Linked DNA regions of Homo sapiens: region 2 is linked to region 1. A link is a loop called in an ENCODE intact Hi-C map of the cell type or tissue named here. Cell type or tissue: GM12878. All regions are shown on one strand. Each heading gives the region's core, and the rest is flanking DNA. Links, peaks and the distances in the headings are about the cores only.

Region 1 (15,625 bases), core at 2,674-10,673:
TCCTCCTGCCTCAGCCTCCCAAAGTGCTGGGATTACAGACATGAGCCACGGCACTCAGCACCGCCCCCCACCTTTTTTTTTTTTGAGACAGAATCTCACTTTGTCGCCCAGGCTGGAGTGCAGTGGCAGGATCTCGGCTCACTGCAACCTCTGCCTCCCAGGTTCAAGTGATTCTCCTGTCTCAGCCTCCCGAGTAGCTGGGATTACAGGCACACACCACCACACCTGGCTAATTTTTGTAATTTTAGTACAGACAGGGTTTCCGCCATGTTTCTCAGGCTAGTCTCAAACTCCTGAACTCAGTTGATCTGCCCACGTCAGCCTCCCAAAGTGCTGGGATTACAGGCATGAGCCACTGCCCCCAGCCTTGTTGTTGTTGTTGAGGCATTCTTAATTTAGGATGCATGAACTCCCCTAGTACGAATGGATGGGATTCAAGCAGTCATGAAGACACTGATACTGTGTACTAAATTATATGTGTACATACTTATTTTCTCAGAGAGTCTCTAGATCTAATCAGATTCATTTTCCACAGTGAAAAATTATCTTTTTTTCTGATTGTGTAAATGATGTTCATAGAAAAAGCCAAAGTCCATGTTTCCAAGTCCATTGTTTGTCTATTATTTTGTTTATATTTTCTGCATACAAAGGCTGTCATTTGTATATAGTCAAGTATGTCTGCATTTTTTATTAGAGTTTCAGAGTTTTTTAGCCAATCTAAAATCTAAAGGATAAGATGAGGAATATCCTCTCAGCTTTTAGATTGAACATATAATAACCTGGATTTCTTTGTGTGATAACTTCACTGTGTTGTTTTTACATTTAAGTTTTTAATCTTCCTGGAATTTATTTTGTTTTGGTATAAAGTGAAGCTCCTGTTTCATTTTCTCCTATATAGATGACAGATATTTTAATTTCTTTGTTTGAAAAAAACTATAAGGCAATGTAAATAATATTTAGTGATGGTAGGTATCTCATTTTTTAATGAAAATGGTATTTGTGTTTTGCCATTGCATATTTGTTTGCTGAGTTTTGCCATTCTGAAGCACATTTAAGTACAGATGCTTCTCAACTTATGATGGGGTTATGTTCTGATAAACAACCCCAAGTCAAAGTAAGTCAAAAACGGATTTAATACAGCTTACCTACCAAACATTATAGCTTATCCTAGCTCACTTTATTTTTTTATTTTTATTTTTTGAGATGGAGTTTTGCTCTTGTCACCCAGGCTGGAGTGCAATGGTGTGATCTCTGCTCACTGTAACCTCTGCCTCCTGGGTTCAAGCGATTCTCCTGCCTCAGGCTGCCGAGTAGCTGGGACTACAGGCACGTGCCACCATGACCAGCCAATTTTTGTATTTCACCACGTTGGCCAGGCTTGTCTCAAACTCCTGACCTCAAGTCGTCCACCCACCTCGGTCTCCCAAAGTGCTAAGATTACAGGCATGAGCCACTACACCCAGCCACCTAGCTCACTTTAAACATGCAGAGTTGGAGGGAGGCAGGGAATGCAAAAAATAAAAAATAAAACATGCTCAGAACACTTATATTAGCCTAAACTTGGACAAAATCATCTAACACAATGCCTGTTTTATAATAAAGTGCTAAATATCTCATGTAATTTATTGAATACTGTATTGAAAGGGAAAAACAGAATAACTGTGTATTATCATAAAGTCAAAAATTATAAGTCGAGCCATCATAAGTCAGGGGCCATCTATAGTTTTCCTTATATTCTTATTCCTGATCAGGAATGGCCACTGAATTCTATCAAATAACTTTTTAGCATTTATTTATATGCTTATATTTTTCTTTTTGATTATTGATGCAATAGATTAAGTAATAGGTTATTTGATAATAAACCATTATTGTATTTCTGAAATAAATCCTGTTTGTTCATAGCATATTATGCTTTTGCTACATAGTTAGACCTTGCTAATATTTTATTTTGAATTTTTACATCTATACTCATAAGTGAGATCTTTATAGTTTTATGTTGTTGTCTTAGTTTGGTGCTGCTATAACAATATATTGGAGACTGGGTAATTTACAAAGAACAGAAATTTATTTCTCACAGTTCTGGAAGTTAGGAAGTCTAAAATCAAGGCACTGGTAGGCTCAGGTGTCTGATGAAGCTGCATCCTGGGAGGGAGCTGTGTCCTCACATGGCAGAGGAGTTCAGGAGCAATCTAGCTAAATGCTGAGTGAAGTCCTTTGCATAAGGACCTTAGTCCTATTAATGAGGGAGGAGCCCGCATGACCTAGTCATTAATACTATCATGTTGGCAACACCTTAATTTTGGAGGGGACACATCAAACTGTGGCAGGTCTTATATTTTTCCGGTTTTGGTATTCAAGTTTACTGTTTTACAAAATGAATTAGAAGAGTTTCTTCTGGAATGGTAAATATTGTAATTATCTCTTCTTTTAAAGTCAGATAGACTCAGCTGGAAAGCCATATGGTTTTGGTGGCCTTTTTTGATAGATTTCCAATCACCTTCTCAGTCTCTTCTATAGTAATTGGCCTATTCACATTTTTTTCTTCTTTTGGGGGTCAGTTTTACTCACTTTTTTTTTTTTAACCCAGGAACTCATTCATTTCCTCTGTTTTCAAACTGCTGCCATAGAACTGCATGAAGTGACCTCTAACAACTCCTTTCATCTTTCCTATGTCTGTGAATATGACTTCTTTCTCTTTCCTCATTTTGCCTCTTGCTACTCCTGTCAGTGAGCATAAGGTGGGAGGAGGGGAGGGGTACCTATTTCACTGATGTTTTCAAAAAACAGATTTTAGATTTATTTGTCCTATCATTTTGGTTTTTAAAATTTAATTGGTTTCCACTTTCGCCATTATTAATTACCTCTTCCTTGTTTGTTTGGTTATTTTTTCTTTTTCTCACTTCTAATCTCTTAAAATGGATTGCTCATTCTTTTAATTTTTTTAATTCTCTAATGATGGTTAAGTCTATGATAAACTTTTTAATTTTTTATTTGTTTATTTATTTTTGAGACAGGGTCTCACTCTGTCTCCCAGGCTGGAGTACAGTGGCATGATCACAGCTCACTGCAGCCTGGACCTCCCACGGTCCAAGTGATCCTTCTGCCTCAGCCTCCTGAATCGCTGTGATTACAGGTGCCTGCCACCATGCCAGTCTAATTTTTGTATTTTTAGTAGAGAAGGAGTTTCGCCATGTTGGCCAGGCTGGTCTCGAACTCTTGACCTCAGGTAATCTGCCTGCCTTGTCCTCCCAAAGTGCTGGGATTAGCGACTTGAGCCACCACACCTGGCCCATGATAAATTTTTCTTCTTCTTATTTTTGTAAATAAAATTTAAGTGGCCGGGCATGGTGGCTCATGCCTGTAATCCCAGCACTTTGGGAGGCCCAGGTGGGCGGATCATTCAGTGGATCACTTTGTCAGGAGTTCGAGACCTGCCTGGCCAACATGGCAAAAAACCTGCCTCTACTAAAAATACAAAAATTAGCCTGACCTGGTGGTGCACGCCTGTACTCCCAGCTACTCAGGAGGCTGAGGCAGGAGAATCACTCAAACCCGGGAGGCAGAGGTTGTGGTGAGCCGAGATCACACCACTGCACTCCAGCCTGGGTGACAGAGCTAGATTCTTGTCTCAAAAAAAAATAAAAATATATAATTTAAACGTTGTAAATTTATTTAAATAATTTTGCATCCTTACATAATATTCCTTATCTTGTTTTGTGCTTTCAGTCTTAATTTAATTTTGGTTTGTTTGTTTGTTTGTTTTTTGAGACAGAGCCTCACTCTGTCTCCCAGGCTGGAGTGCAGTGGTGCAATCTCTGCTCGCTGCAACTTCCACCTCCTGGGTTCAAGTGATTCTCCTGCCTCAGCCTCCCAAGTAGCTGGGATTACAGGTGCCTGCCACCACGCCTGCCTAATTTTTGTATTTTTAGTAGAGATGGGGTTTCACCATGTTGGCCAGGCTGGTCTTGAACTCCTGACCTCCAGTGATCCACCTGCCTCGGCCTCCCAAAGTGCAGGGATTACAGGCGTGCAGGTGCCTGGTCACCTGCAATTTTTCATTCCATTCATGGTTACTCCCCTTTCCCCAGTCCCAAATTGAAGATGGTTTGATTTACAATTTTTTGACTTTACCGTGGGATGAAAGCCATACAAATTCAGTAGAAATTGTAATTCAAGAACCCATAGGGGCTGGGCGCGGTGGCTCAAGCCTATAATCCCAACACTTTGGGAGGCCAAGGTGGGCAGATCACGAGGTCAGGAGATCGAGACCATTGTGGCTAACACGGTGAAACCCTGTCTCTACTAAAAATACAAAAAATTAGCTGGGAGTGGTGGTGGTTGCCTGTAATCCCAACTACTCGGGAGGCTGAGGCAGAAGAATGGCTTGAACCCAGGATGCGGAGCTTGCAGTGAGCTGAGATCCACCACTGCACTCCAGCCTGGGTGACAGAGCGAGACTCTGTCTCAAAAAAAAAAAAAAAAAAGAACCCATATGACCATTCTGTTTTCACTTTCAGTACAGTATTCAATAAATTCCATGAGATATTCAACACTTTATTATATAATAGGCTTTGTGTTACATGATTTTGCCCCACTGAAGGCTAATGTAAGTGTTCTGAGCATGTTTAAGGTAGGCTAGGCTAAGCTATGATGTTTGGTAGTCAGGTGTATTAAATACATTTCAACTTAGGATATTTTCAACTTACAATGATTTTATTGGGATGTAACCCCATTATAAGTTGAGGAGATTTGTATATATCTCTAGCATTATTTGTAAATCAGTCAATCCCTGAGACGCAGTGTTTTCCCCACCACAATGTTCTAATCCAGCTCTACCGCACCCCAACTCTCCTCTACCTCACAGTTAAGATTTTTATATAACATTTGTCCTCATTCTCCTTTTCTACTGTTCTCCTCTTGTTCATGAAACATCTGGAACACCTCCTCTTCCCTCCTCTAAAGACTTCAATAACCAGAGGACCTATTGCCTCTTGGTTTCATTTTAAAAATCTCCTATATAAAGCAACCAATAAGTCCAATCTTACCTATTTCATGGTTTGGTTGGAGCCTAAAGTGAGGAAATGTCTGTGCAAGCACCTTGTGATCTGTAAAAAAGGTATACACACATTAGGGCCAGGCGCGGTGGCTCACACCTGTAATCCCAGCACTTTGGGAGGCCGAAGCAGGTGGATCACCTGAGGTCAGGAGTCCGAGACCAGCCTGATCAACATGGAGAAACCCCATCTCTACTAAAAATACAAAATTAGCTGGGCATGGTGGTGTGTGCGTGTAATCCCAGCTACTTGGGACGCTGAAACAGGAGAATCGCTTGAACCTGGGAGGCGGAGGTTGCGGTGAGTCAAATTCTCCTAGAAGAGAGAGATATATACATGCTAGAGATATATACAAATCACGCCATTACACTCCACCCTGGGCAACAAAGTGAAACTCCATCTCATTAAAAAAAAAAAAAAAAAAAAAAAAAAAAAGGTATACACACATTAGGAAGAGAGGGTTTGTAGAGAGGACATGGTGTGCTGAATATGAAGTTTAACCTTTAAAGAATTTCTAGTAGGCATTACACTATGAAAAAACAAAGGAAATTGGCCCATGACTGTGTTTATTACAATGCTGATAATCACATTGTTTGCTGAATGTTACTATAGTACTATATAACAAAATCTAAGCACTTTGCAAAGTCCTCTATAATTTCAGCCTATTTCTTACCAAATTCTCTTAAGAAGCCCAGGATCAAGTGAACAGCCTTATTTACAGCAATCAACCACAACATTTCAAACTTAAATCATTGCATTTTAGAGCTTAAAAAAGGGTTCTAAAGAACTTTAATAACATGGACATTGTCATGATTATTATAATAACTATTATTTGTTGAGTGCTGATTGTGTCCTAAGAATGATGCTAAGGGTTTCACATATATTATCTCACTAAAGCCTTAAAATAACACTAATTGTCACTTGCTTAAAGTCATCCAGCTAATACCTGAAATAGGTTTAAAACCCTAGTCTGCTTGACTCTCAAGACTGGAATCTTGTCCTCCCTCCCCATTTTTGCCGATGAGAAAATAGACAAGCCTAGAAAGATTATATGAGTTGTCCAACATCATACAGCTATTAAGTAGCAGAACCAGAACTAAAATCTAGGCCAGGCACAGAGGCTCATACCTGTAATCCCAGCACTATGGGAGGCTACAGTGCAAGGATTGCTTGAGTCTAGCAGTTTGAGACCACCATGGGCAACACAGTGAGACCCCCTCTCTACAAAAAATTAAAAAAATTAGCTAGGCATGGTGGCATGTGCCTGTAGTACCATAAAGTAAAAAAAAAAAAAAAAAAAAAAAAAAAGAAAAGAAAAAAAAAAAGAAAGACTACATCTCCTATTCTTAAGCCCAGATTCTCTCCTTTATATAACACAGCCTGTTGGAGAACTAAGCACAGGGCACAAAATTTATTCAGTACTTAACAAAAGAAACATAGAAATAAAAACCTGAACTTCACATTCAGAAAACTAGTGATTACTGATTTTTAGTCTATTTTGCAGTCAACAGCAAAATATATTCAGTAGCCAGGATGGGAATTGGGAAAGCAGCATTAAGGCATTAAATAGGGTACATATTCATGGATCCTGGTCCCAAACTCAGTGAAGTGAACCATGATCTGTGAAAGTGGTTAGTAATCAAATGTTCCTATGGCATAGATACAGTAGAGGAATCCATGGAAGAACATAGAAAGCCTTGGAGCTAAGAAGCATGAAAGATGATTTAAAGGGGAGAGAGCTGTCCTGGATTGTTCATGGAGCAGAAACAGTCTCCCCAGATCTCTCCAAAGGGCTCTTCCCATGCCTTTGCTTTGTACCTTTGAATCTCCTGCACCTGGATGGCAGGGGGCCAAGAGGCCAGGGGAGTGTCTCAGGCCTGGGTGTTTTCAGGGCTGACCTAAACGTTCATCTCTGGAAAGCAGCAGGTGCCTTGTCAATCTCCCTAAGCCCTAGGAGAATGTAGAACAATGGCCTCCTCAGTCCCAGCAGTCAGCGCCAGCTCTCCTCAAGGCTACCTCCCTTCCATTTAAGTCCCTTTTTATTGAAGTCAGTTGAATGCTCTCTTATCCGCATTAAAGGGGCTTGGGCTGCTTGAAGCTACAATTAGATTTTTATGCCACCTGGGCATAGAAGGCTCACTTCATTTCCAATGTCTCACCATTTCAGTAGGTTTTTATTTTGAAGTTCACAATTAATTTTTGGTCAGCAAAGTATGAGATGAAAGGAAAACTAGACTGGTACACAAAATACTACCTGTGTTACACAGGGAGTCCAGGGCAAAAGACATTGTGACTCCTAACCAATCGTGAGAGGTATGCTCACAAGTGTATCAGCTCAAACCACTGTAATTGTTCCTACAACTCCCCTTGCTGGCCAATGTGAAGAGCGACACAAGAAAAATGAACACTTCTCAGTCTGTTACCTCTTCATCTTCCCTCATATCCAAATACCCCAAGAATGGAAAAAACAAGGGGGAAATGGTAAGGAAAAAAACCTAGCGTGAGGGGACTAAAATGGATAGCCTTTGTTTTCTCTGTTTTTGAGGGGCAGGGGGGTGTCAGCTATTCCAGTGGGAAATGCAATGAGATAATTATTTTGCTGAAGAAAAATGCCCTCCCCGGTGTAAAAACTGCATGCTATTCACCTTCATATACCTCATAAGAAATAACAGAAGTTACGTGGGCAAGAGTTATACCCAAAGCACCAGGGAGTCTAGATTTGTCAAAGCCATGACCTCTAGCTAATCACAGGGTAGTAGGAGAAAGTGAATTATATTTGTTAAATCTGGCAGTAATCATGATGAATTGCAAATTCCGAGTATCATCAATTTGGTTATCTCACTGAAATGACATTTTTAATTCAGTAGGAAAATTCCTGTTACATATATTTATTGAGAAATTAAAACATGACACTATACCCGATTCATTTAAATCTGATGGAAAGGTGACATCGGGAATATAGTCTATTAAATACACAAATTTCTGACAGGAACGTGCATTAGAGTGTTTTGGGAGACATAAGTAGCTATCAGCTATAAAAACTCATTGTCACTTGAAATTAGAGTAATAGTTCCTGTGCCCTGGAGCCTCATAACAGCAGATTTGTTCTTTCGTGTAGTTCTCCCATTATTAGTAGCCTCATCACTAGGTCACCTTCTGATCAAACCTTATGAACAAATTCTGTATAATCCAGAAGTGATTTTCCTCCCATTGGTTAAACTACTCTGAGAAAATAAGCTTCTTTGAAAGCCATTTTGAGGTTTTGCATTAACTCTGAAATTCCCTATTTAGTTAGTACTTTATGCTTTTCTAATAATTCATAAAATAATGTCCTCATGGCAATTATGTTTGGTGTTGATGAGCCAGAGTGATTGTATTACAGAATATCCATGATTTTTCATTGGATATTCTGTTAGCTATGATAATCCATGATTATTCATTGGACATTCAGTTAGCTAATGCAGAGGAAAAGATTTTCAAGTATCAGATCATTCCAATAAATTTTAAAAGTCTGCCTATCCTTGTTTCTGCTCATTGATCTTGCGTGTCTAACAATTATTCTGAGTTCTCTCAATGATGCTGGACATCGACATCTTTCAGGCATGACATCTAAAACAAGGACAATGATGTGGTGTTTGATGGTCAGGCCAAGCTAGAACATTGTGCAAGACTGAGGGGCTTGCAGTTGGATGCCACATTCTAAAAGGGACGTTGCCAAATGGGAGGGCCAAGTTGCAAAAATGAGGCCAGGATAGTAAGGGGACTCAAAGCATGTGATACCAGGAAAACGTGACTCCTCTGCCTTCTTGCATATCACCTTCTCCCACCTTCACCTCCTTCCCTTTACAGTTTAAGTTCCATGGTCCATTACTGCAACTACTCTTTTGCAAAAAACTCTGTCATCCTTGCTGCGTTTCATTCTTCCATTACAGGTGCCAGGCAAAAAGACCGACTCCAGATCAAACCACCTATCCGTTTCTCTGCTAAGATCCCCAGGCTGCTGACTTTGCAAGAAGAAATCTTACAAATGTACACATCAATTGCACTGTAAACTAATAGTCTCCATCCTTAACTGGTTCCTCAAAACGACATGGTAGTCATTTAGTATTTTCCTAGGTGGCTCTCTCTCCTTTGCACAGTGCTTCACAGAATTCAACGTTTTCACTTTCCTCAAAATCTGACGCCTGCCTTCCTCCCCAACAGAGAAGATAATGCTATTAAGGAACTCCTTCACCTTCTCACCCTAACCAGTGGTATGAGTAAATGCCTGATAACTGGCTCTCCAGATGTCAGGGTATGGGGAAGTACTGATGTATAGTATTTACTAATTTCCATGATGTAAATATCCCCACTGTGGCTGAATTCCAGCTGTTAATGTGAGGTTAACCAATTAGCAAAATTGCTGAAAATTTAACAATTGGCTCCTGTGAGCTTGTAGGAGCTGGTTCCAGCACCCACTGCATACAACTCAGAAACTTAAATGGATCCAAGGCATCCTATCCTCCTTCCCACATCTGTTACAATAGGAGAGAGGTCTCTCCTATTCTCCTCCTATCTAAAGCAAATGATCTGCCTTCTATGGTATCTTGTTCTATCAATTAAAATCCTTTTTTCTTGTATCTTCTACTTCCCCCTAACCTCTTTTTTTTTTTTTTTTTTTTTTTTTACAGAGCCTGGCTCTGTCGCCCAGGCCGGAGTGCAGTGGCACAATCTCAGCTCACTGCAAAGTTCGCCTTCCAGGTTCAAGTGATTCTCGTGTCTCAGCCTCCCAAGTAGCTGGGATTACAGGTGCCTGCCACCATGCCCGGCTAATTTTTGTATTTTTAGTAGAGACGGGTTTTCACCATGTTGGCCAAGCTGGTCTCGAACTCCTGACCTCAAGTGATCCGCTCGCCTCGGCCTCCTGAAGTGCTGGGATTACAGGTGTGACTCACCATGCCTGGCCCTGAACCTCCCCCTTTTTTACTGACTGACTTCTTTTTCTCATTTAAACTTAGTTAACCCTGTCCCACCTTTTCTATTTGTTTGTTTTAAGAACCAACTCTATTTGACTCCACATTTCCCTCTGGTTATGTCACAGATCTACTTCATAAAAGAATGGTTTCCACTGCCTGACTTACTCATCTGCTTACTGAAATCTGGGTTTCCACTGAAATCTCCTAAGTTACTAACAACTTCCTTGTTACTAAATTCAATAGCAAATTTCAGTCCTTGCTCTACTGACCTCTCTTTAGCAGCTGACACATTTGACCACTTCTTTCCTTGGCCTCTGTGACTCGATGATCCTACGATTCTCCTCATTCCTCTTGGCCTCACCTCTGTTTCCTTTTCTGGCTCCTCCCTTCTGTCTTTCTCTGACTTGTTAGTGTTTCCCCATGGTTCTACCAAAAGATAAGAGATCCCTTCTCTTTTCATTCTACTTTCCCTGGATCTGATCTCCTCCCATGGCTACAATTACCATCCCCAGGTGGATGACTAGTGATGGTTCCAGGCCAAGTCTTTGCATCTAGTAGGCATATTTGTTTGAATATCTTTGGAAGTATCATGATCGTAACATTTCTAAACTGAAAGCTCCCCAAATCGCCTCCCTTTCTGTGCTCCTGGAACAGTGAAGGGCCCCAAGTTGCCCATGCCAGAACCTTGATTCCTTTTCTCTGATACCTCATTCCAATTAATCACTAAGTCCTGCTGATTCAACTTCACATCTCTTACTCCTGTCTACCTCTCATCATCCTCAGGGTTACCACCCTGGTTCAGGCACACTACCTCTCACCAAGGTTATCCTTCCTGGTCTCCTAACCGGTCTTTCCACTTCCAGCCTTGCCTCACCCCAATCCATCCTACATTCTGCAGTGATGTCTCAAAAACGCAAATGTGATCATGTCATTTGCCTCTTCAACAGCTTCTGATGGTTCCCCTTTGTTTTGTCACATGAGTGGTCTGACCCTCATCTGCCTCTTCCTGCTCCCCACCGCATTTCCACTGATCTAAACTTTTTTCAGTTCCCTAAGCATACCATGTGCTGTTTCATCTGTGGGCCTTTAACTATACTGTTTACTTTGCCAAGAACACCATAATTTACTTCCTGGTGAATAGAGACAGGAAGTAAATTATATTCATAATCTCTCTTACCGTAACTTACTGCTTCTTAGACATTACTTACTGCTTCTTAGAAATTACTTCCTGCATAAGTGCCGCTGACCCAGCCCCCTCCACCTCCTGCAATGTTTGTTTAACTTGTCTGTCTCCCTGATAAACACTAACCTCCATAAGGACTGGGACCTTGTCTATTCTCTTCACCCCTGTATCCCCATTGATTTAAATCAATAACTCCATCCTCATTCTACCCCCTGCAGCCCCTGGCAATCAATCACCAATTTACTGTCTCTATGGAATTCAACCTCCCTCAGCAAGTTGCCAGTGGGAAATACTGAGCCTAGACCTACTATTAACTTTTAAAATAAGAATATTGAGTTAGTAATTAAGTGCCAATTATTAAACTTTTTTGTGCCTTATTTCCTTAACTTTGAAAGGATGCCTACTCATTCAAGGGCCCAAGCCAGATGACCTGCAGGGGTTTTTTTTGGTTTTGTTTTTTTTCTTTTTTGAGATTGTGTTTCGCTCTTGTTGCCCAGAGTGCAATGGTGTGATCTCGGCTCACCGCAAACTCTGCCTCCTGGGTTCAAATGATTCTCCTGCCTCAGCCTCCAGAGTAGCTGGAATTACAGGCACATGCCACCACGCTCGGCTGATTTTGTATTTTTAGTAGAGACAGGGTTTTTCCATGTTGGTCAGGCTGGTCTCGAACTCCTAACCTCAGATGATCCACCTGCCTCGGCCTCCCAAAGTGCTGGGATTACAGGCATGAGCCGCCGAACCCAGCCTGACCTGTAGTTTTAATTGCTTGACAGTCATATAAAACTTTGCCTTATTCAGCTTCTCATTTATGGTTCTGGTCAATTCATAGAATTTCCACTTACAGGAATGTCAGTTTCTGTGGCAGGAAGCAAAACCTCTCAGTATGCTCTGAGGAACCTTCCATGACTGCCATGACCAGTTCCTCAAGTCCCTGCCTTCCAGCCTACACTCTTCCCTATTCTCTAAATATGAGTTTCTTCCACTCTGATTTCAAGGAACTTGGATTATGGCAAGTCAACTTTTGAGACAGGGTCTCACTCTGTCACTCAGTCTGGAGTGCAGTGGCACAATCTTGGCTCACTGCGATCTCCAGTTCCAGGACTCAAGCCAGCCTTCCACTTCAGCCTCCTGAATAGCTGGGACCACAGGCACGCACCACCGGACCCAGCTAATTTTTCTGTATTTGTAGAAATGGGGTTTCACCATATCACCCAGGCTGGTCTTGAACTCCTGAGCTCAAGTGATCCTCCCGCCTCGGCCTCCCAAAGTGCTGGGATTACAGATGTCAGCCACTGTGCCAGGGGCAAGTCAACATTTTAAAACCTGTCTTACTTAAAAAAAAAATTTTTTTTAAATAAATGAATAAATAGGCCAGGTGTGGTGGCTCACGCTTCTAATTCCAGCACTTTGGGAGGCTGAAGTGGGTGGATCATCTGAGGTCAGGAGTTTGAGACCAGCCTGGCCCACATGGTGAAACCTCTTCTCTACTAAAAATACAAAAATTAGGTGGGCGTGGTGGTGGGCACCTCTAATCCCTGCTACTCGGGAGGCTGAGGCAGGAGGATCACTTGAACCCAGGAGGCGGAGGCTGCAGTGGGCCGAGATAACAACATTGCCCTCCAGCCTGGGTGACAAGGGCGAAACTCCTTCTCAAAAAAAAAAAATAATAAAAGAATAAATAAATAAAACCTGTCTTACATAAAATATTTTAATTGCCTCTATTCAAAATCTATCTTTTAGTTAAGACTTTTTTACATTTTTAGTTTTTGTTTTCAGAAATATGTAATGAAAAGTAATAGTAAAAAAAAATTGACATTATTTTAAGGTAAAGATACATCTTCCATCTCCAAGGCTGCTTTATGAATTGTAATTGGAAAAAATAGCTGATCAAATAATCTTTTCCCTAAATATCGTATTTAACATTAATTGAAGTCTATGAGGTACTAGGCACAATGCTAAAACTTTTATCTACATTGCCTTAATTAAAACCCAGGGCAACCCAGCAAGATAGGAAATATTATTATCTCCATTTTGCCGATGAGAAAACTGAGACTGAGAGATTAAATGACTTGTCCAAGGTTACATGGCTAGTAACTAAAGATCAGAACCTAGGTTGGTCTCTGACTACAGAATCCAGAATCCATTATGTTCTTTCCGGGAAAAAAAAATTAATGGTCAAGTTAAATGGTAGCTTGATCACATATTGTCTACTCTGAAAAGTAGCATTAAATTCTGTTTTTGTTTTTGCTTTTGGTTTTTTTGAGACGGAGTCTCACTCTATCACCCAGGCTGGAGTGCAGTGGCGCGATCTCGGTCACTGCAACCTCCGCCTCCCAAGTAGCTGGGACTACAGGCGTGTGCCACCACTAGCATGACTAATTTTTTTATTTTTAGTAGAGATGCGGTTTTGCCATGTTGGCCAGGCTAGTCTCAAACTCCTGACCTCAAGTGATCCACCCACCTCAGCCTCCCAAAGTGCAGTGATTACAAGCACTGTGCCTGGCCACATTAAATTCTGTTTTAAATGTTTACAGCAGCCGGGTGCAGTGGCTCACGCCTGTAATCCCAGCACTTTGAGAGGCCAAAGTGGGCAGATCCCTTGAGGTCAGGAGTTCCAGACCAGCCTGGCCAACAAGACAAAACCTCCATCTCTACTAAAAATACAAAAATTAGCCAGGCATAGTGGTGGGTGCCTGTAATCCCAGCTACTTGGGAGGCTGAGGCAGGAGAATCACTTGAACCCGGGAAGCAGAGGTTGCAGTCAGCCGAGATCACGCCATTGCATTCCAGTCCGGGGACAGAGTGAGACTCTGTATCAAAAAAAAAAAAAAAAAAAAAAAGTTTACAGCCTTCAATTTGATTATCTCTTTGATAATAGAAAAATATATGTAAGCTTCACAGAGCCTTGCATCATGCTGGCCTTATGGTAGATAACCTATCAAAATGCTCATCATATTGTCTTACAAATGGTAAAGGCTTAATAAATATGTGCTCATCAGTTATGAAAATTATTTTCTTTCTTTTTTTTTTTTTTGAGATGGAGTTTCGCTCTTGTTGCCCAGGCTGGAGTGCAACGGTGCGATCTCAGCTCACCGCAACCTCTGCCTCCCGGGTTCAAGCAACTCTCCTGCCTCAGCCTCCCGAGTAGCTGGGATTACAGACATGCGCCACCATGCCCAGCTAATTTTGTATTTTTAGTAGAGACGGGGTTTCTCTATGTTGGTCAGGCTGGTCTCGAACTCCCGACCTCAGGTGATGCGCCCACCTCAGCCTCCCAAAGTGCTGGGATTACAGGCGTGAGCCACTGTGCCCAGCCGAAAATTATTTTCAATTGGACCAATTTTGTTGGAACCACCAGCAGTTTCTTTCATTCCATTATTCATAAATTGCAACTTTATTTTTTTCCCCAGGTTCACATGAGGACGGTAAACAATTTCTAATTTTATACTTAAATTTTAAGCCAGGTAAATATATGCTATATAATAGCATTACAAAGGATTGCTCTGATGTCACCTGCATGTTTATAAATTAGATGAAATTAATTTTATTGGGTAGTCTATAAGGATTTGATTTCAACCATACATTCTCACTTTTTACTCTTACAATTTTTTATTGAGTTATAACTCCATATGCCATAAAATTCAACATTTTAAAGTATACAACTCAGTGGTTTTTAGTATATTCACAAAGTCATGCAACCATCACCACTATATAATTCCAGAACATTTTTTCATCACCCCCAAAAGAAATCCTGTATCCACTAGGAGTCACTTTTCATTCCTCCTTCCTACCATCCCCTGGCAACACTATTTACTTTTTGTCTCCATGGATTTGCCTATTTGGGACATTTCATATAAATGAAATCATACAGTAGATGGCATTTTGTGTCTGATTTCTTTAACTTAGCATGATGTTTTCAGGGTTCATCCATGTTGTATCATGTATCAATACTTCATTCTTTCTTATAACCAAATAATATTCCATTGTATGAACAAACTACATTTTGTTTATCTAATCATCAGTTGATGGACATGTGAGTCGTTTCTACCTTTTGACCATTGTGAATTGTGCTGCTATGAACATTTGTGTACAAGTTTTTGTTTGAACATCGTTTCCCATTTCTCCTAGGAATATAATTACTGAATAAAATGGTAAGTCTACGTTTAAATTTTTGAGGAACTGCCAAACTGTTTTCCAAAGGAAATTTATCATTTTTACATTCCCACCAGCAATGTATGGGTTCCAATTTCTCCATGTCCTCACCAACACTTAGTTTCCTTCTTTTAAAAATATGATTATCCCAGTGGGTGTGAAGTGGTATCTCATTGCGATTTTGACTTGAATTTTCATAAAGACTAATGATACTGAGCATCTTTTTTATGTGCTTATGGGCACATGAATTTCTTCTTTGGAAAAATGTCTACTCAGATCTT
Region 2 (15,625 bases), core at 3,608-11,607, 290 kb before region 1:
GGTAACACCATCAACCCTTAATGCCAGCAGAAATACAGAGGTTTTACTCATTTTAAAATTGCACTTTCCAGTATAACCTTTAAAATAATGCTTTATGTAGTATTTTTAAGCACTACTGTTTGTATCTTTAAATATTGTATATATTTTTCAAAATAGTTCCCTAGCTCCTCAAGTGTGCTTTTTTAATATATAGTTGATATATTATTGAAGGTACTACAAAATAGAAATCTCTGGAGTGCAGAAGTTAAGAAAATAACCTTCATACTGAAAATATATCCTTAAAAAAACAACAACAAAAACCTCTATACAAATGTAGTACAGCATACAAATTTTTAAAAGATGGAATGAAGGCACGAACCATTGCAAGTCTTTTGGAAATGTATGAACGTAGGCATGCTAAGTTGAAAATAGTCTTAAAAAACTAGTGAAAACTTCATGTATATAAAATAATTCAGAAATAAATCTGCTAACATTCTTCACTTTCAGGTTGCATGTGTGAATCCAACATGTTCCTTCTTCATAAATAGTCAAGCGTTCCTTCAGTGGTGTTTGTGTGGTCTGTCTTCGTGCTGGTCACCAGCCTCAGTATGTCTGGTAGACGTCGGGGATGGGGACCTGAATGGCAGCAGCAGGGAAGGCCTGAGGTATGTAGCCTGCGTATCCTCCATACATGGCGGCCGCGGCTGCCGCGTTCTTCTGTAGTGTGGCGATCGTGGCTGTAGCTGGAGCAGCAAATGGCACGTAACTGGCCCCGTAGATCCCGGCAGTAGGAATTCTCTGAACGTTTGGAGCCACCGTGTATACTGGAGTTATTGGGCGGCCCTGAGGAGAAGAGACAAAAAGGAGCCTTCCTGAACACGTGTATGTACCTATCATCCATTCATTCAACAAGCCTCTCCCAGAAGACGGGAATACAAAGACACAAAAGCAAGGGAGAGAAAGGCAGAGGGGCGGGCAAACAGCAATTATTGTAAGCAAGTGGGAGAAGAGCCACTGAAGAGGTAAGGTGGAGCTGCATCCTCAAACTCAGTGATGCCACCTTGTGAAAGTGAGAGGCCTGGAAGGCTGAGGGAAAGGTGAAATACAGTTGCCCCTCAGTATCCTCACAGGTGATTGGCTCTAGGACCTCCGTGGATACCAAAATCCTCAGATGCTCGAGTCCCTGAGAGAAAATGGCGTATTTGCATTTAACCTATGCACATCCTCCTGTATACTGTAAAAAAATTTTTTTTCATAGAGACAAGGTCTCACTATGTTGCCCAGGGCTGGTCTTGAACTCCTGGCCTCAAGCAATCCTCCTGTCTCAGCCTCCCAAAGTCTTGGGACCCATACACTTTAAAAATAATCTCTAGATCACTTATAATACCTAATATGATGCAAATGTTATGTAAATAGTTGTTATATCGTATTTTGACATTTGTATTTTTTTATTGTTGTATTGTTATTTTTTATTGTCTTTATTCAAGCCACGGTTGGTTGAATCCAGATGCAGAAACTGCGGATAAGGAGGACCTTCTCTGTACTGTATTCCGGAATCTTCTACTTACCATTCCACTCAATCAGTCTATGCCCCAGAGTGAGCTAGAGAAGGCAGCGGAGAATCTACCATCCACACAATTGATTTCACAGTAATTAAAAATCAGTGTTTTTCCTTAAACATGGCCTCTAGATACATGCCAGCTGCCTCAACTCATACTTAACTGATGGAATATGATCTGTCTCAGAGACAGAGAGAGGAACAGACTGTGTCAACTTAGAGAAACCAAATATACTGATCTCCAAAGGGACAGCTTCTTAAGCTGTGACCTTAAAAAATTGTGACCATACACAATTTTCAGCCAATGTGATGGTTTCCATCACCTCCCACCTAAGAGATGACACCATTAATGTATACAAATTGTTGTAGAAGCTTAGAGAAAGAACCAACTAATGGGGAAGTTGGAGAAAATGTCTCAGCAGCGGGGATATTCGAGCTGAGTTTTGAAGGATAAAGAGCAGTTTCCAAATGAGGAAGAAGTGGGCAAGGACAAGCTAAGTAAAGTTGCCTGAACTGTTGACGGCCACCACTGGCTCTAGAAAAGCCCCTGCTACTTCCTTCTGTCTACTTGAAAGTGCAACATAAGATGTTTTCAGAACAAACAGGAGTATGAATGGGAAGACTGTGGTTCAGTATTTCCCAAAGTGTTTGCCATGGAACTAGTTCTGTGAGATGCTTCATTGAAAAGAGATTCTGAATAAAATAAAACATTCATTTAACAAAATATTTGGTGCACCTCATGAGCCATAGAATGCCTGGTAGTAAATGCTGGTATGGTCTCCCTATATGTTAATACATCTTCAAAATAAACAATTCAGCATATGTGAAATGGTGAATTAAAATAATTATTTCTTCCTGGATTTTTATAAAGGAATTAGCTCTAATTTCTGTTACAAAATTTGCAAATCAGAGTTCCAAAATTGTGCTCAAAGGAACTTAGGAACTTCTAGCCTAAGATTACTTTTTAAAACTATAATCAAATAGTAATTATAATTTATAATAATTTTAATTTATAATTATAATGATAATTATAACAATTAATAACTCAGAGGCTGGGTGAGGTGGCTCATGCCTGTAATCCTAGCACTTTGGGAGGTTGAGGTAGGAGGATGGCTTGAGGCCAGGAGTTCGAGACCAGCCTGGGCAACATGGCGAAACCTTGTCTCTGCAAAAGATACAAAACTTAGCCAGCCATGGCGGTGCGTACTCCTGTAGTTCCAGCTACTCAAGAGGCTGAGGTGCAAGGATCACCTGAGCCTGGGAATTCAAAGCTGCAGTGAGCTGGGATCATACCACTGCACTCCAGCCTGGGCAATGGAAGTGAGACCTTGTCTCAAACAAAACAAAACAAAACAAAACAAAACAAAACAAAACAAACCCCCAAACTCAGGCACTATTCTAAGTGCCTTATTTGTATGACAGTATTGAATCATCACAGCCACCAGTAGAGTTGGTACTATGATTATATGGAGTTGTGTGGAAGTGTTAAATGACCTGCACAAAGTGACACAGCTTTTAAGCAATGCAATGTGTGACTCTGGAGCCTGCACTTTTAGCCTTACGTTAACTTGCTTCTTACAACCCTAAACAATGAGTGTCTCATCAGTGACATTTTACAACCAGGGAGAGGAGCTCCAGAACTGGAAAGACTGTGGTTCACAGCAAGACACAAGTCACCTTTTCCACATGTGTGGACGTAGGTTTAATAACCAGTGCAAAAAGGGAGAGGAAATGGCAGGGAAGGCAACATGTGAGAGAGACCTTTCCATGTGCTACAGGACGGCCCAACACCTGGGTTCAGGCTGCCCACTCCAACACCAAGTTTTGCACATAGACATGCACTGGCTTACGGCCTGGAATCAAGAGTAGGTCCCCAAACCCATGGCTTCTCTTTTCATTCATGTGATGTCCCTTTTATGATAGCATTCACCACACTATAAGGACAAAGCATGCAGAGATCAGGCATCTGATCTCCCAATCCCAATTCTACTCCCGGCCAGCAATTCTGTCTCCTTGCTGGGCCTTAATTTTCTTATCTGTAAAATGAGAATATATGGGGAAGCACTTGGTTTTGCTTTCCATGGTTTCAGTTACCCGCGGTCAACTGAAGTCTGAAAATATTAAACTGAAAATTTCAGAAATGAATAACTCATAAGTTTTAAATTGTGCACCCTTCTGAGTAGCTCCATGAAATCTCATGTCATCCCTCTCCATCCTGCCCGGGACACCAATCATCCCTTTGTCCAGGAAAACGACACTGTCTGTGCTCCATGCCCATGTCACTTAATAGCCATCTGGGTTATCAGATTGACCGTCAAGGAACCCTTATTTTACTTAATATCAGCCCCAAAGTGCAAGAGTAGTAATGCTGGCAATTTGGATATGCCAACGAGGAGCACTAAAGGCCTTCCTGTAAATGAAAAGGGGAAAGTTCTCTACTTAATAAGGAAAGAAAAAAAATCCTATGCTGAGGTTGCTAAGAACTACAGTAAGAAAGAAATTTTCTATCTGTGAAATTGTGAAGAAGGAAAAAAAAATTCGTTCATAGTATATTATTAGTTTGGTAATATCTGTGTTTCAGGCATCCACTGGGGGTCTTGGAATGTATCCCCCAAGGATAAGGGGGGACCAGTATACAATTGCATTAATACAGCATCATCAAAGAGCAGGAATAAAGAAAAATGCAATGATGGTAGTGGGAGAAACATTTACCCATCCCTAAAAAGTGCCTCTAGCAGGAGAATCGCTTGAACCCTGGAAGCGGAAGTTGCAGTGAGCTGAGATCCCGCCACTGCACTCCAGCTTGGGTGACAAAGTGAGACTCCATCTCAAAAAAAAAAAAAAAAAAAAAAAAAAAAAGTGCCTCTAATTCAGGTGAAGAGTCCCTGCAGTCTTCCCTCCTGTCAAGGAGGAGCAGTTATCCTTGCTCTAACTATACCAAGAGGTGTTGTTAAATTGGCTAAATAGGAACACCCCTGAGCGCCTACAAGGTAGGGGAGGATGATCGAAGGTAGGGGAGGATAAGCAAAGACTGCAAATAAGAACCCTGATGGTGGCCGGGCGCGGTGGCTCACGCCTGTAATCCCAGCACTTTGGGAGGCTGAGGAGGGCGGATCATGAAGTCAGGAGATCAAGACCATCCTGGCTAACAGGTGAAACCCCGTCTCCACTAAAAAAATACAAAAAATTAGCCAGGCATGGTGGCACGTGCCTGTAGTCCTAGCTACTCAGGAGGCTGAGGCCGGAGAATCGCCTGAACCTGGGAGGCGGAGGTTGCAGTAAGCCGAGATCACGCCACTACACTCCAGCCTGGGCGACAGAGCGAGACACCGTCGCAAAAAACAAACAAACAAACAAACAAACAAACAAACAAAAAAAGACAAAAACAAACAAAAAAAAAACCCTGATGGCAACAGCCAGTGCGGACTGATAGGAGACAGAAATAGTCAGGACATGATTATGGTGCCTGGAATTTGGACCTGACCAGAACTCACAGTGCACATGAAAGACAAGTGTTCATGAATTTCTTACTAAAGGAGAATTAGAAATTATTATCAGAATTCCACTAAGTACTGCTGCTACGCTATAGTAAATATTTACCGTCAGTCCACAAGTATTATAACTATACTTAGTTGTTATTCTACAGTGTCATTTACAACCAATTCCTCTTTTTGTCTTTCAGAGATCCCAAGTTAAAGAATACTTAATGACATACTGAAAGATAAATAAGCTTCAATTAGTCTGCCCTTTCTGAATAATGCAGTCAAGACTAGTGTTCAGAGTGGGCAAAAGCAAGTAAACAGCATCCTACTGTGGAGGGTCACAGGCCTGGCTCTGTTTCAGAATCATTGAGGAGCTGTGCAAAATATCAATTCTAGGACTCCAGCCCAGTTTGACCGAATTGGAATCTTCAGGGATTAGAGTCTAAGAATCTCTGTTTTTTAAAAAATGTAGGCAACGGCTCATGCCTGTAATCCCAGCACTTGGGGAGCTTGAGGTGGGAGGATCGCTTGAGCCCAGGAGTTCAATACCAGCTTGGGCAACATAGCAAGACTTTGTCCCTACAAATAAAAAAGTTAGCCGGGCATGGTGGTGCGTGTTTGTGGTCCCAACTACTTGGGAGGCTGAGGTGGGAGGATTGCTTGAACCAGGGAGGTTGAGGTTGCAGTGAGCCATGCACTCCAGCCTGGGTGACAGAGTGAGACTGTCTCAAAAAAATCAAAAATCAAAAATCAAAAAAAGTGGCCTGGATAATTCTTTTTCAATTGGATAAGGGATCCTGGGCCTGAGTACTTGTGATCGGTATTCATGATTCACTGCCTCACAGAAAACAGCTTTAACAAGATTTTCTTCTGTTAAATGGATGTCCTCCCTATGTCCTATAAGGTGAAGATACAAAGAAACAGGACACAGTCTTTGGTCTGTAGGAGCTTCATTTTCCTTGGGAGATAGAACACACTGGCAGCCATAGGCCAAGTAATGATGTAGTAATCAGGAGTACAAGAGAGAAAATTTCATGGCCGGGCGCGGTGGCTCACGCCTGTAATCCCAGCACTTTGGGAGGCCAAGGTGGGCGGATCACGAGGTCAGGAGATTGAGACTATCCTGGCTGACACGGTGAAACCCCGTCTCTACTAAAAATACAAAAAATTAGCCGGGCATGGTGGCGTGCGCCTGTAGTCCCAGCTACTCGGGAGGCTGAGGCAGGAGAATGGCGTGAACCTGGGAGGCGGAGCTTGCAGTGAGCCGAGATGGCGCCACTGCGCTCCAGCCTGGGCGACAGAGCGAGACTCCGTCTAAAAAAAAAAAAAAAAGAGAGAGAAAATTTATCTAGGAGGTGGATGGGAAAGATTCTATGGAAGAGATGAGAATAAAGAAACCAGGATACACTATGAAAAAGGTGGGGAAGGAGGCCAACATGGTAAGATGAGTTTGGGAAGAGATAGGGGAACAGTGGGAGATATGGTTGGAAGAGAGGATTATGGGCATATTTTGTAAATTTATTTTTGAGACAGGGTCTCACTCTGTTGCCCAGGCTGGAGTGCAGTAGTGCAATCACAGATCACTGCAGCCTTGACCTCAAGGCTGGTCAAGTGGTCCTCCTGCCTCAGCCTCCCCAGTAGCTGGGACTACAGGCATATGCCACCATGCCAGGCTAATTTAAAAAAAAAAAATTGTAGAGACAGTGTCTCACCATGTTGCCCAGGCTGGTCCTGAACTCCTGGCCTCAAGTGATCCTCCCATCTTGGCCTCCCTATGTGCTGGGATTACAGGCATGAGCCACTGTACCCAGCACAAAATTTTACGTATCTATACAGATGTTCTTTCTCTCTCTCTCTCTCTTTACACACACACACACACACACACACACACACACACACACACGGGGGTTAACATTTTTTTAAAAAATCTTCATTGAGCTGCAGTTTGAAATGTGAAAATGTGAAATCACTCCCTGGACTTTGTGTGTCAGCTCTTTAACAATATGAGCTAAAAATTATCCAGTGCTATTTTAAAAAAATATATGCACAATATTATGACACTGTGAAAAATTACACATAATTTTTGCATATTGATTACCACCCTTAATACAATGATATTATTAGGGTAGTACAATTAATTAAAAATTTTTTTTTCTGTCATGCTTCAAATTCAAAATGCTTTGTGTCACCCAACCATAGCTGTAACAGAGAGCCAGGCACACAGTAAATTCTCAGTGCTGAATACTAAATGAATCCATGTTAAAGAGAGGCTTCACACACAAATGACAATGCCTGCAATAAGAACTCTACCTGGAAAGGTGGTGGCGTCGACACAGTGGGAATGACAGCGGCTGCGGCGGCTGCGGCCGCGGCTGCGGCGGCAGCAGCACTGGCTGGGTCTGGCTGCACAGCAATGGGGCTGATCATGTGCTCCACTGTGTGGATTTTGCCATCTTCAATCATTTTAGGGGCTGGAGCTGCTGGAAACATGGAATACTGAGCCCCAATGGCAGGGATGGCTACTGCAAGAGAAGCAAGAAGGAAAAACAGGTCAATCACTTTCAGTCGCTGAGTGGGGTCCAGCACTTGCTCTAAGATATTTTTTATTTTTATTTTTTTAAAAACTTTTCTTTTTTTTGAGACAGGGTCTCACTCTGTGGCCCAGGCTGGAATGCAGTGGTGCGATCAAGGCTCACTGCAGCCTCAATCTCTTGGCCTCAAGAGATCCTCCCACCTCAGCCTCCTGAGTAGCTGGGACTACAGGTACAGGCCACCTTGCCCAGCTTTTTGTTTTTGCTGTTGTAGAGACAGGGTTTCGCCACGTTGCCCAGGCTGGTCTTGAACTCCTGAGCTCAAGCGATCCAACTGCCTTGGCCTCCCAAAGTGCTGGGATTACAGGTGTGAGCCACCGCGCCCAGCCTAAGATATTTTTTAAAACCACGTTTAGAGGTCCTGGGCCTCTCCATGCTCACTATTGTTCTCTCAGTACAAGCCATGTACCCAGATGCCTGCTCCCTAGAGGAAGGGATGGGTGGTGGCAGGTAACTCCCCCTGCCTGTTGTGGAAGAGACCCCTAGAGTAAGGCTTTTGCACCAATATTTTCTACTATTTCTACAGAAAAATCACAGTTTGAATGTTATTCTTGATGTCCTACTGAGCAAGAAAGGGCCTCTGACTATGGGAAAACAGGCTTAGACGAAGAAGTGAGATCAGAGGCTTGAAGCCTACTGCCTGTGAGAGTTGGGCCTGCCTGTTCCTTCCTACTCACCTCACTCATTACCAGCCGCACTGCCTTTTTTTCACTTTCACCACTATTTAAGAAACAGGTGCTGTTGAGGGTTTCATTCTGAGAACTCAGACCTGTGTACATCCTCCCCACCCTGTATTTCAGATTTCAACATTACCGATTCAAGGAAAAACACATGGTAAAAAAAAATAGCACATTCCCCAGTTTCCTCATGCCCACGCAAAGTAGTGAAGATGTGGAGTGATTGGCTTTTAGTGGGACCTCCCAATTCAAAGAATTTCTGCAAGTAAAGTCCAAAATTATGATTTCAACCAGAGATTCAAACAGCAGCTATTGAATGTCAAGGTACAGTAAGAAGAGATCAAAAGGAAAAGATATCAGCCCTTTTGTGTGAGTGTGTGTGTGTGGGGCGGGGGTGTGTGTGTGTGTGTGTGTGTGTGTGTGTGTGTGTGTTGAAAGGACAAACAAAAATATGAAATGTGTACACAAAGAATCTTTCTATTTCTGGTTTTCTCCAACTGTAGGTACATTTATTCTAAATAGGACAGACTCAATCAAAGGTAAAGAGACAAATGATTGTAAGCTAAACAATGGTACAGCCATTCGATAAAATATACCTAAAACCTTAATCAAATCTTTTACCTGCCTTTCCAACCATATCTTCCACTGGTCTTGTGCCCAGATACTTCACCACCACCCTGGTGCCTCTCCTAAAATACAATGTTCTCATTTTCTGGATGATCAGAAATAGACGCCAATCGATGGGGCCCAGAGAGGGTTGTGAGTTTAAGCTACAAGGGGTTGTATGAAGTAAATGAATTGTTCTGGCTATCAGCCCACAGGAATTTCTACCTCAGGCTCCAGGACACAACTTTACATAGTTAAAGATTATTTAACAGTTCTTTTCTCTTGTTAAACCTTAAGCTACCGTAACTTGCCAAAGGGAGTTCCCTTCTCAACAAGTAGAAGCGACGACTCCCATATCCAGGCTCTATTTTATTAAGTTACAGAGCTGTGGGATCAGTTTTACTTTGCCCACAGTGCCAATGACATTTAAAAGGCAATCTAGTCTAAGGAGTCACTTAACTGCAGAAATTGCAGAATTTTTACACAGGCAAAAAAAAAAAAAAAAAAAAAAAAATCATTACTAGAATCATCAAAAGAAAGTTCAATTGGGGAAATGCTTTTTAACTCTATGAGGCCAATGTGTACCTATGTCCCAAATGCACAGATTCCTTGACTCTATTTTAGCTAGGGAGAGAAGTGTACAATCTCAACCAGAAGAAAATCAGAGTAGCTGGGCTCCAAACAGTTCTTCAACTTCCTCCTGCTGAAGCCAGGAGGGGTCTGGAGGAGGGTCGTGCCAATTACCCACGGACTGAGCTTTCCATGTGTTTGGATGCTTCTGCAGGGTGCTACGTGAGTTTGTGATAGACTCACACAATGGAGTTAATGTTTTTTGCAGGTTCGGATCAGAAGACCGGCCTCACATTAGATGGTCATGGGCACTAATGACATTAATAAACAGGTTTGTAGGGCCTGGAGGTGAAGGCTAAGTTCAGGGTCCCTGGCTTGAAATACTTGAGCATCCCTACTCCCAATCTACTGATCCAACTAGAGGAGGAAATGAGTGCTGGAAATGAGAAACCAGGGAATTAGCTGCAAAAATTTTCAGCAAAGGCCAGGTGCAGTGGCTCATGCCTGTAATCCCAGCACTTTGGGAGGCTCAGGCGGGTGGCTCACTTGAGGTCAGGAGTTCGAGAACAGCCTGGGCAATGTGGTGAAACCCCATCTCTACTAAATATACAAAAATTAGCCAGGCATGGTGGTGCGCGCCTGTAGTTCCAGCTACTCGGGAGGTTGAGGCAGGAGAATCGCTTAACCCGGGAGGTGGAGGTTGCAGTGTGCCGAGATCATGCCACTGCACTCCAGCCCGGGTGACACAGCAAGACTCCATCTCAAACAACAACAAAACTTTCACCACTGCCTTGTCCTCAAGCATTCTTATTTGCTCAGACCATGACAAGGGACAAAAGGTGCTGCTTACTCCTGAAGGGGAATTTTCTGCCCTTCCAAACAACTCTCAGAATGGGGCAATAAGCTCTACCCTCCGACTTCAGATGGTCGGGGCAGAAATAGGCCTGAGTAAGGAAAAGACAGGTTTTACCTGATAGAAGATACAGAGAGCCTCATGTTCTTCCTTTCTTCCCCCTACAACTCTCCTTACTTAGCCACAGACTGAGACAAAACCTAACAATGGGTGACAGCCCTTTGAAAACCTTACTGCATGGCCAGGCGCAGTGGCTCACTCCTCTAATCCCAGCACTTTGGGAGGCCGAGACGGGTGGATCATAAGGTCAGGAGATCGAGACCATCCTGGCTAACACGGTGAAACCCCATCTCTACTAAAAATACAAAAAAAAAAAAAAAAAAAATTAGCCGGGCATGGTGGTGGGCACCTGTAGTCCCAGCTATTCTGGAGGCTGAGATAGGAGAATGGTGTGCACCCAGGAGGCAGAGCTTGCAGTGAGCCAAGATCATGCCACTGCACTCCAGCCTGGGCGACAGAGCGAGACTCTGTCTCAAAAAAAAAAAAAAACAAACAAACAAACAAACAAAAAAAAACCTTACTCAGGCAAGTTTGATTTGAACATAGTCAAAGCTACACCATCCCCTGAAGTTCTAGATAAGGAGGTCCAGGGGGTCACTTTATTTTTGCCTTGTCTCTAGCTGCCTAGGAGAAGAGGAACCCCTGTGCAGATGTGAGAGCCTGAAAAACGCTTGGATTCACTTCAAACAGAAGGGCTGGGGTTTATGCTGAATGGGAGCATTCTCAATCTGCTTCATACTGACCTGTACCAGGTTTAATGGCAACTGGGTTGACGGTAGGGATTTCCAAATTCGGCACCAGTTCATATCCTTTTTCTTGCTGCTTTCCTTTCCCTTCATGATATCGGCTATATATACCACGACCAGCAGAATATCCCCCGAGGTAGGAACCCCTAGGCCCTGGGGCTCTGTTGCCAGCTGCACCTCGCCCTCGGCCTCTTATGCTGCCTGCTTGTAATAACAACACAAAAGATGATCAGCAACCAACAGTGACGGTGCTGGAGGCAGACCTCAGCCCTCGGTTCTCGGCATTTAACTGCCCCAGTCTTAATTGCAGGTGGCTACACCTTTGCTCTTTAATAGGCTGGTAAAGATGCTTCCAACATTCTATTTCAGCCTAGATTTGCATCCTAAGCATGTCTTCTTAGTACAAGAGGCAAACTTGCAGGGTGAGTTTCTAGGATTGTATCTGCAATTTCAGTAAAGAAAAACATTCATAGACTACCCACCACCCCCTCCCCCCCGCCAAAAAAAAAACTGTGGCCAGGTGTGGTGTCTTATGCCTGTAATCCCAGCACTTTGGGAGGCTGAGGCGAGAGGATGGCTTGAGCCCAGGGGTTCAAGACCAGCCTGGGGAGCATGGTGAGACCCTGTCTCAAAAAAAAAAAAAAAAAATATATATATATATATATATAAAATACATATATATATATATAAAATACATATATATATATAAAATACATATATATATATATAATACATATATATATACTATTAAATAATTTTTTTTAAAGTTAGCTTTGGAAGGGGATTTGCTGGTCCACCTTCCTCATTTCATGCTTGAGAAAACAGGCCAGGGGAGATTAAAGTGACTAACTAAAGTCACAGACCCAGTTAATCAGAGAACAGGACCCAGAACCTATGTATCTTATTTTCCAGGTTATGCTGGGTGTCATTATATCCTAATCAGTGATAACAAAAAACAAAATTAAAAATCACGGACTCCACCAACATCTTAAGATTTAATATCACAAGCAGGTTTTAACGTAAGCACCAAGAGAATGGTGGACTAGCCCCTAACCCGGTGGACCTCGGCAAGGAAGAATTCCAGCACTTGCATATTCCTGTGATTTTACCGCTCACCCCAGAACGATCTGTATTTCTATCAGTGCTGCATAAGTGACGGCCTTCGGTGCCAGGAAAGAATTAGACCCAGAATGCAAACCCAAAACGGGGGTGGGAGGGCCTTCAGCACCTACCAGCTCAGCAAATGCCAGCCACGGTATCCCTGGTGCCCCCTGCCTAGGAGGCAACGTTCTTGGGGGCCCCACCCAGGAGAAGAGCCCCCACTAACCTTTCACAAAGTAGTCCCTGTTGGGCCCAATGAGCGCGTTGTAGGGGTAGCCGTAGTAGGCCAGTGTGTAGGGGTCGCAGGAGTACACGTAGCTGGGCTGCTGCGCTGCCTCAGCCGCGCCGCCGCCCCTGGCTGCCTTCTGGTAGCGCGAGTACTGCTCCTTGTCCACGGGCTTGGCCAGCGTGACCTCCAGGCACGAGCCCTCCAGCTCAGTGCCGTTGAGGTTGTTCATGGCATGCACGGCATCCTCGCGGCTGGTGAAGTGCACGAAGGCGTAGTCGCGGATCTTCTTGACGCGCTCCACGCAGCCGGGGTTGAACTGGCCGAAGCTCTTCTTGATGGTGTCCTCGGTGGTCTCGATCATGAGGTTGCGCACGTAGAGGATCTTCACGGTCTCCATCACGTCCTCGTCCACGTCGATCTCAGGTTCGGCCCAGTCCACGGCGATCTGGTGGCCCCACAGCTGGATGCGGCCAGGCATGAGCTTGCGGCGAGCCATGGCAGCCGCGCGGTGGCTCTCGTACTCCACGAAGGCGAAGCCGCGGTTCTTCATCTTGTCGGCCGCGCTGGCGTAGACGATCACGTCCAGCACGCCCTCGGTGACCTTGGCAATCTCCTCCAGGATTTCCTCGCGCTTCTTCATCTTGGGGATCCCGCCGATGAAGAGGCGGCAGTTGTCCACGCTGCAGCACACGCCGAGCAGGCGGCCCGGGCGGATCTCGTAGTTGTTGAGCTCACGCACTGCGCGCTTGGCCTCGTGCTTGTGGCAGTACATGACGAAGGCGTAGCCGCGGTTCTTGCCGTCAAAGTCCATCATGAGGCGCAGCTCGTAGATGCGGCCCACGGCCTCGAACACGGGCACCAGCTCGTCCTCGTACACGTCGCGCGGGATCTTGCCCACGAAGACCTCGCAGCCACGCTGCGGGTGCGGGCCCTCCCAGCCGGGCGGTGGGCCGCCGTACTTGCGCTGCCCGTTCTCTTGCACCATGCTGTAGCCCGTGCGCTCCATCAGCGCCAGCAGTGCTGCCTCGTTGGGCGCGCCCGCCACGCCCTCGGGCACCTTGGCGGAGGACCCGGCGGCCGAGTCACTGCTCATGGCTGCGGTGGAATCCTCTGCGGTCATAATGTCAAAGGCATCCACAGCTGGCGGAAACCTGGGGAAGCAGAAAGAAGCGTGAGTGGGGAACCGCTGGATCTTGCCTCTTTTGGGTTGTGTTTCGCAGCCTTGCAAGTATGCATTAATAGGCCACGGGGAAGGGGAGGTGGTTTAAATGAGAAATAGGATGGAGGCGTTCTGGAAATGCAGCAGCCCTACATTTGTCTAAAATAGTCAAGTTGTCTTGCAGCAAAAACCAGAAGTGAGTTAGGAGAGAAAAAAAAAAATCAGAATGAGCAAGTACTTCCATTTCATCAGTACCCCGACAGCTTTGAAGTTTTGCGAAGCTGCTCTCATTTTTGGTAAAAACCTCACGTTCTTTTGCTTCATTCCTGCACCGTTAACTCCACCTGATTTCCTTGTTATATGGAATTTGACAAACTCCATGTATTTCTTTGGTGAACACAGCTTTCTTCTTTTCTTTTTTAAGGGAGTCTTTTTAATTGTAGGAATGGAAATACAGTGAAGATTTTAAATTATTAAAGAAAACTTTTAGGAGCTGTCATTGTATAGAGAGAGCTGTGTATTAAAGCTTTTTACAAGGAAGAAATGAAATGTGCACATTGCCACGGGCTTGGTCCAGGAACTGTAATAAGAGCTAATCTGATTTTGATGGTGGCATTCAGGTAAAATTCTTGGTGTGAAGCATTCAAAGATTTGGAATCAGTCCTTGAAGAGCTAGACTGACTTCAAGCTGGGGGACTGGGAAGCAGCATCTACCTGGTAAACCACACTATTGTTTTCAGAGAACTGTCACCTGCATTCTCTTAATTTTCTTAACCTCTGTATATGGTACATGGTATTATCCTCAGTCCCAATTTGGTCATGGGGAAATAGGCTTAGGTTGAGTAAACTGCCCCATTTCACACAGCAAGTGTCAGCTTGTAGGCAGACTTGATTCCAAGTTTTCTGGCTCCAGATTCCCTGTTTTTTCTTCCAAACCAATGCTGGGCAATCGAATTTTCTATGATGCTAGAAAAGCTGTCACTTGCCACATGTGGCTACTGAGCACTTGGAATGGGGCTAGTGTGACTGAGGAGCTGGATTTTAAATTTTAATTAAACAGCCACGTATCACAGTGCAGGTCTGAACTGTGCCGCCTTCACTTATATGGCCAAGGGCTCTGTGGAAGTGATTCTAAATTATGCAATAAGATTATTACGATGAGCTGCAGACTATACTTCTGTAATGAAAGGCTCCAATTCGCCTTTTAAAAAATGAAATCTATTTCATTTTTTGGACTATAAAAGTATTCAGTTAAATTTATAGAAAGTTAAGAAAAGTACATAAGAAATTATTCCTAATTTTCCTACCCAATGATAGCACAATGAAACTTTCTCATCTGTTTTCTAGATGTTTTCTTGAGGAGGTGGGAGGGGGAAGCCTGGCTTCCGCCTAATTTACATGGTGCTACTTTATGTTATAAGCATTCCTCTGTATTCTTAAAAATCTTTGTAAAAACATCATTTTTAATGGCCATATAAGGTTTCATCAATTAATTAGAACCCGGAGTATCATTCATTTTTTAAAATTTAGGACTAGGAGATGTATACAAGAATATTAAGGGAAATTTCAAGGATAATAAAAATGAATTTGATCATTGAAGGAAAAAATAAAACTATAATGAAACAAAATAAATCTGAGCTATTTATTTGCCAGATGGCCAAAATAGTCCTTTTGTGGTTAATTTGCTCTAATATCAAGCGGCAGTACAGTTTAGCAGGTAAGTATGTGGCTTCTGGAGCCAGACTGCATATGTTTGTTTGTGAATCTCAGCTCTAATACTTGCTAGTGTTAGCTGCTCCATGCCTCACCTCAGTTTCCCTACCTATAAAATCAGAATGATAATAATAGTATTAACCTCATTAAGTTTAGAGGAGTGAGTTAATACATACACAGCATTTTGAATGGTGCCTAGAATATTATAAATGCTCAAGAAATGTCAGTTATTAATTTCATCCAAACTTTTGAGTAAAATCTTAGACCAATTCTTTCAATTTTAGAGTAATTCTTAAGATAA

What was found. A loop is a pair of places that touch in the nucleus more often than their neighbours do. Peaks named below come from ENCODE experiments on the same cell type or tissue, not always from the same donor. Only the 100,000 strongest peaks of a DNase experiment are listed, where the experiment ranks them.
Region 2: it touches region 1 in a loop (6-fold over the local background); 3 of 110 quality-filtered maps call a loop at or near these places.

The regions. Positions count from the first base shown.
Region 1 is chr4:40,711,805-40,727,429 of GRCh38, forward strand. No RefSeq gene overlaps it. Among named protein-coding and RNA genes, the nearest start is that of NSUN7, 30 kb to the right of the region's middle. In GM12878, for the core only: a CTCF peak has its summit at 7,420; a DNase peak (open chromatin) is centred at 7,397; H3K27ac peaks cover 316 bases.
Region 2 is chr4:40,425,322-40,440,946 of GRCh38, forward strand. RBM47 (RNA binding motif protein 47) reads right to left here. Exons shown (of 7, transcript NM_001098634.2): 4 at 12,450-13,603; 5 at 11,120-11,326; 6 at 7,330-7,541; 7 at 1-822. The coding sequence starts at 13,572. The coding sequence ends at 583. It overlaps RBM47-AS1 (RBM47 antisense RNA 1), which reads left to right and starts at 812. Exons shown (of 2, transcript NR_199039.1): 1 at 812-861; 2 at 1,467-2,261. RefSeq lists enhancers at 101-1,300, 8,398-8,667. In GM12878, for the core only: no CTCF peak of the experiment used is centred there; a DNase peak (open chromatin) is centred at 8,340; H3K4me3 peaks cover 261 bases; H3K27ac peaks cover 1,644 bases.